2 separate regions of the Homo sapiens genome follow, and region 1 is linked to region 2. A link is a contact called in ENCODE Hi-C or POLR2A ChIA-PET data. All regions are on one chromosome and are shown on one strand. Each heading gives the region's core, a stretch centred on a gene start or an enhancer-like site at or near the end of the contact. The rest is flanking DNA. Distances are from core to core; before and after follow the strand shown.

Region 1 (3,841 bases), core at 1,264-3,763, 41 kb after region 2:
ATAAAGCAGGCCAGGGAGGCGGGTGGGGGTCTGCTTAAAGTGACAAGACCCTGTTTCTGAGCGGCTCCCCAGAAGGACCGGGGAAAGGAGGCCCAGGCTAGAGCAGGGCAAGTTCCAGACAGACCCCTCTGTGCCCTCTCTGCCCGCTCCCAGATGAAACATCGAGAGAGTGCATTCAAGAAGGGCGATCCGGGCACATATGCGACCTGTGAGAGGCGGAGTCGGTGACAGGTGGGTCTTGTTTTTTAATAAAGAGCTTGTTCCTAATCAGATCATGGCACTCAGAACTCTTCAAAAAGCTTCTTATTTCACTCTGGGTAAAAGCCAGAGTTCTCACAATGGCCTGCAAGGCCTACGGGATCTGAGGGCCCCCCACCCTGACCCCCTCGACTTCAGATGGCATCTGCCCCTCACTCTGCTCTAGCCACGCTGGTCTCCTTGCTTCTCCAACACGCCTCTGGGATCTCACACCTGCTATGAATGCTCTTCCTACAGATATCGATTAGGTTGGCTCACTCCCTCACTTCCTTTCTGTCTTCACCCAAATGTCACCATCGCAGTGACCCCTTCCCTGGGAGCCACATCTAAAATGACAAACCATCCATCCACCTGCCTCTCACTCCCTATTCTAGTCTGCAAAGAGGCTCTTGTTTTCTCCTTCCCACGCATCGCCATCCAGCACATCCTTTATTCCTTTTTCTCCTGTATCATTTGGCTCCCTCCATCCGAATGTAAACCTCATGAGGGCAGGACGTTGGCCTCTTCTTCATTTCGAGCACCTACAATGACTACCCACAGTGTCGCTGAATGGAAATGGAAAATGAATAGCCAGAGGTGACAGGTCAGGACTTGGACCACCACCTCTTCCGGCTCTGAACCCCTGAGGCTGAGCCCTGGCCCAACCCAGTGGGCTCCTCAAGCATCCAGTTCCTCTCCCCTGACCCTACTGGACCCCAGGCTTCCTCAGTCCTGCCCCCTAAACCAGGTGCTCCTCACACCCTCGTCCTAAGCATTTTCACTAGGATGCATTTCCAGGGTCTTTGGAGGGGTGCCCGAGGGGACCCATCTCTGTGTCACCAGACCTCCTCCCCGCAGCTGGGACCGATCCTCTCTCTGCCTGGAGAGCAGCACGGCGTGGGACTCACAGCTGCTGCCCGGGCCCAGCTCAGCTGCTGGCAAACTCCTGGGCTCGGATTGTTTTGACTTGAGTCGGTGAAGCTGAAATATTGAGTCACAACGGCCCTAAACTTCATTACCAGCTCTTAACACAGATTACTAAGGGAAAAAAAAGTCGCTTTTAATTGCTTTTCCCGATTAGCATTTCTGGAGAAGAAACTAGTGTTTAATTACACCTTTCCTCCTCTTACCCCGTTGGCCACGGGGGTCCCAACCCAGCTACCATAGCAAGGCCCAGGCTCAGAAAAGCCCCTGCTTCGGAGGAAAGCCAAGGAGCCGGACCAGAGAGAAAACTCAGGTGGTGAGTGGAAGGGGAGCGACCCCCAGGCCTGAAGGGCAGAGAGCAAGCGGCAGTGGTGTGGGTGGGAACGTGGCAGCATCCAGGGGTCCCGCGGAAGGTGGGCAGCAAGGGGATCACTGGCCGCCTCATGCCTCAGGGTGGTGGCTCTGGGCCTAAGGGCCTTCACCTGGACCAGGCTTATCCCTGGGTAGATTCCAGAACAAAAGCACATGGGGGAACCTGGCAGGAGACCGGAGAGGAGGAGCTTGAAGGTCTACACGAGGAGATGATGCAGTCAGGACTCCGGGACTCCTCCATGTGTGAGACCTGACGTCGCCTCTCCAATGCCAGCCTCTCTCACTGTGGGCACTCAGGGACAGAGGCAGGGCAGAGGCGCTTCTCTCTTCGTCCACCACACCGCGTCAACCCTCCCAAATCCACGGGTTGTCCCATCCTTTGGATCAACTGCGTCACCCGCCGAGAAGTCCCCCGAGTAGCTCCAGACAGGGCAGGTGCCCCCAGCCCTTCCCAATCCCTCTTCCCTGGGGCCCGTGCATGGCGAGATGCGGGGTTTTCCTGCATCTGCTCCGAAGGCAGGGGGTGTGGGGAGAACGGAGGAAGGAGGCCCAGGCTGGGGTTCGGCACCACCAGGTGGAACACTTGCCCAGATGAGAAATCAGGAAGATCAATAACTCTTCCCAGACCAACTCCCAGCCACATCTCTGCCCAGCCCAAGGCAACCTTGGGGTCTACCCATCCTCTGGAGCACCACATCACGGTGGGAGGTGGGGAACCCTCCTGCTCCCACCCCTCTGCACCCCCCACCCCAGCTGCAGGCCATGGAGCTGCCAGCCTCACATCAGATCAAAGCCCTGGAGGATGGCATGAGAACTGTCCAGTCCAGTTAGGAGTGAAGGTCACGGATCTAGTGCAGACCATAGAGGCGGAAAGCAGAAAAACCTCCCACGCGTGCACAGATGCACACGCCTCCCACCCGGACACACCCTCCCCCAGGGCCGGCCCAGTGTTCTGAGGCCTGGCAGACACGCCCAGGAAGACTGGCTGACACGCCCCTCGGAGCCAGGCAGAGGCACCAGCTGTAGGCCTGGGAGAGCCCCACCACTCCCGCAAGCCGCTGCCAGCCTGCACTTCTGCTCTCTCCCGTTGCTGCCTCTGGAGGTCAGGCCTCCAGAGCCTCCTTACAGGGCCAGGCTGCTGTGCCACACATTGCTTCCCACTTGGGACATCCCCGATGCACCCCCCACCCTCGCCCCCGCAAGACATCACCGGCCCTCCCTTCCTGTCACCTCCATGGAGGTCAGGTCTCCAGAGTGTTCCTGGAAGGCTGGGCTGGCCCATATGGCTGGGAATACGTTGCCAGCAAGGGCAAGTGCTCACGCGAGCCCGGCAGCCGGCTGTGACAGCTTCACGCTCGCCAACCAGGCCTCTGGCTTGCTCCAGGGCTACAGGGCAGTGCCCAGGGCGGCATGGGGCCTGTCCAGGGGCGCTGGGGATCACTGCTATCACAGCATCGATGCTGGGACTGCCTGCCCCAACCTGGCCCTCACAGATGGTGTCAGGACCCAGGAGAGTGGAGCCTCATGTCAGAGGCACTGGGAAAAGGGAGACTGGCCTTCAGGCGAGCGGGGTACTGGGGCAATTCACACCTTTGTGTGTGGCGACACTATTAGGATCCCTGCCGATGAGCAGATGAGCAGCGGCTGGAGGCTGAGCTGACCCCATGGAAATATGGGGGCTTCAGACAAACCCATCTGCCAGCCCTCACAGCTCACCAACGACGCTCTATATGACCCGGCACGTGGAAAAAGGTGTGCAGAAGCTCAGCCCTTGAGCGCACAGATCACATTCAAAGCCACAGTAAGAGAAACTCAGCCAACTTTTAGACCCAATCTCAGACCCAGCACAGAACCCAGGGAGCAAACACACAAAGCTGGCTTCAGTGCAGAGCCAGGGCTGAAAGGATAGTGTGTGTCCTGGCCTGCTCCCAGGCTCACTCCTGAAAACGGTGTCGGAGAGAAGCAGTTCCCTCCGCAAGGAGCCCGACCCACTCAAACGAGCCTTTCTCAGCACCCAGCATGGTTCCAAGATGGCACTTCTCCCCTAATGCATGAGACGTTAACCCTCTCAAAGCCATGGGTCTTTCTTGGTACTGCTGTGTTCAGGGGGCAGGAGAGAGAGGAGAAGACACAGAGCCACAAATCCGCGGGCACAGAATGCTTGAGTCATCCTGGGGCCCTCTCTTTTCCTTGCCCCGTTGAATCCATCATTGAGTCCTGCTAACTCTTCCTCTATACACATACAGGCTCTGACCCCTTCCCCGCCTGTCCACCTCCTCCTCACCCAGCCACCATCCTCTCACACCAT
Region 2 (3,694 bases), core at 253-2,752:
GGGATGTGAGGAGGGGTACCCTGTTCTTCCGGAAACAGCCTGGTTTGGGGCTGTGGCGCTTGGCCCTCACTATAGTCCTCTAACCCCCTCTCTGGTTCTAAGGCCAGCCATCCTGGACTGGAGGCTCCCGGAAGGCAGGCCTCCATCTGTTTCCCTCAGCTCTCTTCGTTTGGGTGAGGATTTCCTGGGAGCTCTTACAGAGAGACAAGGCCATCTCTAAGTCCCCTGCTGGGCTTCTCCAGGCTTGATGAGGACAGGTGGCTGATGGAAAGGACACACGTCGTGTGGGGACAGCCACCTCTCACATGCTTGAGCCAGAGAGCCCTGCCGGGTTGGCATTGCTGGCCGCCCCTGTGCCAGAAAACTCTGCAAGGGGAACCTTCTCTGTCTTCCAGCAGGCCCTGGCTCAGGAGCTCCACCACCGTCTGACCCATCCCTCTTGGCTTCCCAAGGTTACGCCTTCAACTTCAAAGGAGAAGAAAATTCAGTGGGTCCAGAGGCAGACTGTCCCATTTTACAGATAAGAAAATGAAGGTTAAGAAACAAGCTCTTGCCAGGCGTGGTGGCTCACACCTGTAATCCCAGCATTTTGGGAGGCTGAGGCAGGTGGATCACCTGAGGTCACGAGTTCGAGACCAGCCTGGCCAACATGGTGAAACCCCGTCTCTATGAAAAATACAAAAATTAGCCGGTGTGGTGGCACGCACCTGTAGTAGTCCCGCTACTGAGGAGGCTGAGGCAGGAGAATCGCTTGCACCTGGGAGGTGGAGGTTGCAGTGAGCCGAGATCGTGCCACTGCACTCCAGCCTGGGCAACAGAACAAGACTCCATCTCAAAGAAAGAAAGAAAGAAAGAAAGGGAAGAAAGGAAAGAAAGGAAAGAAAGAAAGAAACTTAAGCTCCCTGCCCGAGGCAGCACAGCTAGGATGAGGCACAGAACTGGAACTCAGACTCGGCAGTGGCTCTGCTGAGCCTCCACACCTTCCACTACGCCAGAGCCTTCCAACGACCGGCCCTCCCAGTGCTCCTGGCTCCGGCCCACGAGGCTGGAGTGGCCACTGGTGCTGACGGGCACCCCCCGCCACCACCACTGGGCTGGCCGTGCTTTCACAGGTTTTTCCCAGCGGGGGCTGGATTTCTGCCCAGCCAGGAATGTGCTCCCAGGATGTCAATTCTAATCTCCCCAGCGCTCTGACAGAATTAAGCTCCAGTTTGTCCGACAACATCCCAAAGTTTCAGAAATCCAGGGCAGACTCTCTAATCAGGCTGCAGGACAAAGGTCTGGCCTGACCCTGTCACTTCCATTTATTCCTCCTGTCTGTCTCCAGGCCTCGGCCTTTCTGCAGTTTCCTCCACCCTCTGCCCCTTCCCTGGCCAGCCCAACCCCCACCCTCTCCTCAGAGCTGCCTTGTCTCCACCCAGCCCAGCATTGGCCCTCCCCAAGCAGCCATGCCAGTCCTGTTGCTCCAGCATCCAAAGCCGAGGAATTCCTATGAGACCCACCTGCCGCCGCTCAGCCGCGGGCCTAACCTTGGTCCAGGTTCCCTTCCTTCCATTAGCTGACTTTAGGGAGCACACGGGCTCCACCTTTCCTCGGCTCCAGGGACTAGGTGTCCAGTTCAGAGTTACTCTCCGAGTCAGCCCACCCTGGCCTCCGGTTGGCCCAACTCTGGGCTCCGCATAACTGCCCCAGAAGCATCCTCTGGCCTCAGCAACCTCCATCCTGTTTGAGGGGTCGGCTTGTGGGCCTTGGCAAGCTTTGGCCTCTCGGCCATGTTTGGGGACAACTATGTGGGCAGAGACCTCTCTTCCTCAACCAACTCTGTGAGTCACCTCTTGGTGACTGTCTACGATGGTAGAAGCAGTCCTGTACCCGCGCTAGGCAGGATCTGCGGTGAGAACCCCAAGCCCTTGGCTCTGTTGGATCGTGCCATTAGGAAGGGACAAGGAGCCTGGGAGCAGCCGGGCAGAGAGAGGCAGCAGAGATGCCTCCTCCACTCCCCACAGCACCCAATCCTCTCCCCACAGCACCCAATCCACACCCCACAGCACCCAATCCGCCCCCCACAGCACCCAATCCACACCCCACAGCATCCAATCCGCACCTCACAGCACCCAATCCGCACCCCACAGCACCCAATCCGCTCCCCACAGCACCCAATCCGCACCCCACAGCACCCAATCCGCACCCCACAGCACCCAATCCGCTCCCTGCAGCACCCAATCCACACCCCAGAGCACCCAATCCGCTCCCCACAGCACCCAATCCGCTCCCCACAGCACCCAATCCACACCCCACAGCACCCAATCCACACCCACAGCACCCAATCCACACCCCACAGCATCCAATCCGCACCTACAGCACCCAATCCACTCCCCGCAGCACCCAATCCTCTCCCGGCAGCACCCAATCCACACCCCAGAGCACCCAATCCTCTCCCCACAGCACCCAATCCGCTTCCCACAGCACCCAATCCACACCCCACAGCACCCAATCCGCTCCCCACAGCACCCAATCCGCTCCCCACAGCACCCAATCCACACCCCACAGCACCCAATCCACAACCCACAGCACCCAATCCGCACCCCACAGCACCCAATCCGCACCCCACAGCACCCAATCCACACCCACAGCACCCAATCCACACCCCACAGCACCCAATCCGCTCCCCACAGCACCCAATCCACAACCCACAGCACCCAATCCGCTCTCCACAGCACCCAATCTGCTCCCCACAGCACCCAATCCACACTCACAGCACCCAATCCCCACCCCATAGCACCCAATCCCCACCCCACAGCACCCAATCCACACTCCACAGCACCCAATCCGCTCCCCATCCACATGGCTCTCGGGTAGACCCGGAGTGCTGATACCTGCCTCCATTTCCAGAGGAAGTCACATGCACAAGCCGGCTAGAAGAGGCACAGGCAGAGAGGCATGGATGGGGACCCCGGCTTAAATCTGGCTTGCTCACATCAAAAGATTCATGGGGAGCAGTGGGCAGAGGGAGACGTATGGACCATCTGGGGGGATACTGAGGGTGGCTGCACTTGAGCCCCTGTGCTGAGCGTAAAGCCAGACCCAAGGGAAGGGGCTCCCCAAGCGAGAGCAGCAGAACGAATGCCCCGGTGCAGAGAGTAAGAAGAGGAAGAACAGGCGGAAGTGGCACTCTGCTGTTCTGCTGACCCTCTAGACAGCACAATAAATCTAGACTGGCCAGGATGGAGGGGCTCCCCAAGAGCTGCCCAGTGGCAGGTAGCACAGAAAGTCCTGGAATGCCACTAGTAGGCAGGGCCAGGCCACCTCCCTGGGCTGAGACCCGGCCCTGAGCATGGAGTCAGTCCATCCCCCAAAGGCTTTCTCAAGCCTTCCCCTCTCCAGCTTCCTTAGCCACATTGTACAGAGCGGGGGTCCCTTTCTTGGAGTTGCAATGACAGGCGGCTCTCTCTCCCTGGCAGTCTCTTTTACGTTCGGTCAAACTTCTCCCCCATCTCAAGGCTGCCCCTGCCTTCACCAGCACAGGCAGGCGGGGCACAGACCTAGCAGAGGGCTGGGCCTCAGGGCTCCCCTAGAGAGACTCAGATGGGCTGGGCTGCTGGAGGGACAGGAGCAGGAGGGACAGACGGCCAGCGAGGACACTGGGGAGGGCGTGTCTCCTTAATAAGCCCTTTCTCTGGAAGAATCAAAATCA

What was found. A loop is a pair of places that touch in the nucleus more often than their neighbours do. ChIA-PET counts read pairs that join two places held with the same protein, here RNA polymerase II (POLR2A). Pooled maps may share reads with other maps.
Region 1: a loop to region 2 is called in a map of heart right ventricle, with 2.0 times the contacts of the local background. The contact joins two enhancer-like sites. A Hi-C loop is called at or near these places in 4 of 168 maps with a recorded cell type or tissue (gastrocnemius medialis, heart left ventricle, heart right ventricle and 1 more) and 3 of 50 pooled maps. POLR2A ChIA-PET finds 5 or more read pairs at or near these places in 2 of 52 experiments (HepG2 and common myeloid progenitor, CD34-positive).

What each region holds. Positions count from the first base shown.
Region 1 is chr1:10,753,589-10,757,429 of GRCh38, forward strand. All of the region lies in intron 2 of CASZ1 (castor zinc finger 1), which reads right to left. Among named protein-coding and RNA genes, the nearest start is that of CASZ1, 41 kb to the right of the region's middle. RefSeq lists a silencer at 1,118-1,305. Within about 2 kb of position 2,514, at least 10 of the 41 ENCODE cell types and tissues checked have a DNase peak (open chromatin) inside an H3K27ac peak, as active enhancers do; they include gastrocnemius medialis, heart left ventricle and heart right ventricle, where a contact is called at or near this core.
Region 2 is chr1:10,713,474-10,717,167 of GRCh38, forward strand. The region is part of intron 2 of CASZ1 (castor zinc finger 1); the gene reads right to left. Among named protein-coding and RNA genes, the nearest start is that of CASZ1, 81 kb to the right of the region's middle. Within about 2 kb of position 1,503, at least 11 of the 41 ENCODE cell types and tissues checked have a DNase peak (open chromatin) inside an H3K27ac peak, as active enhancers do; they include gastrocnemius medialis, heart left ventricle and heart right ventricle, where a contact is called at or near this core.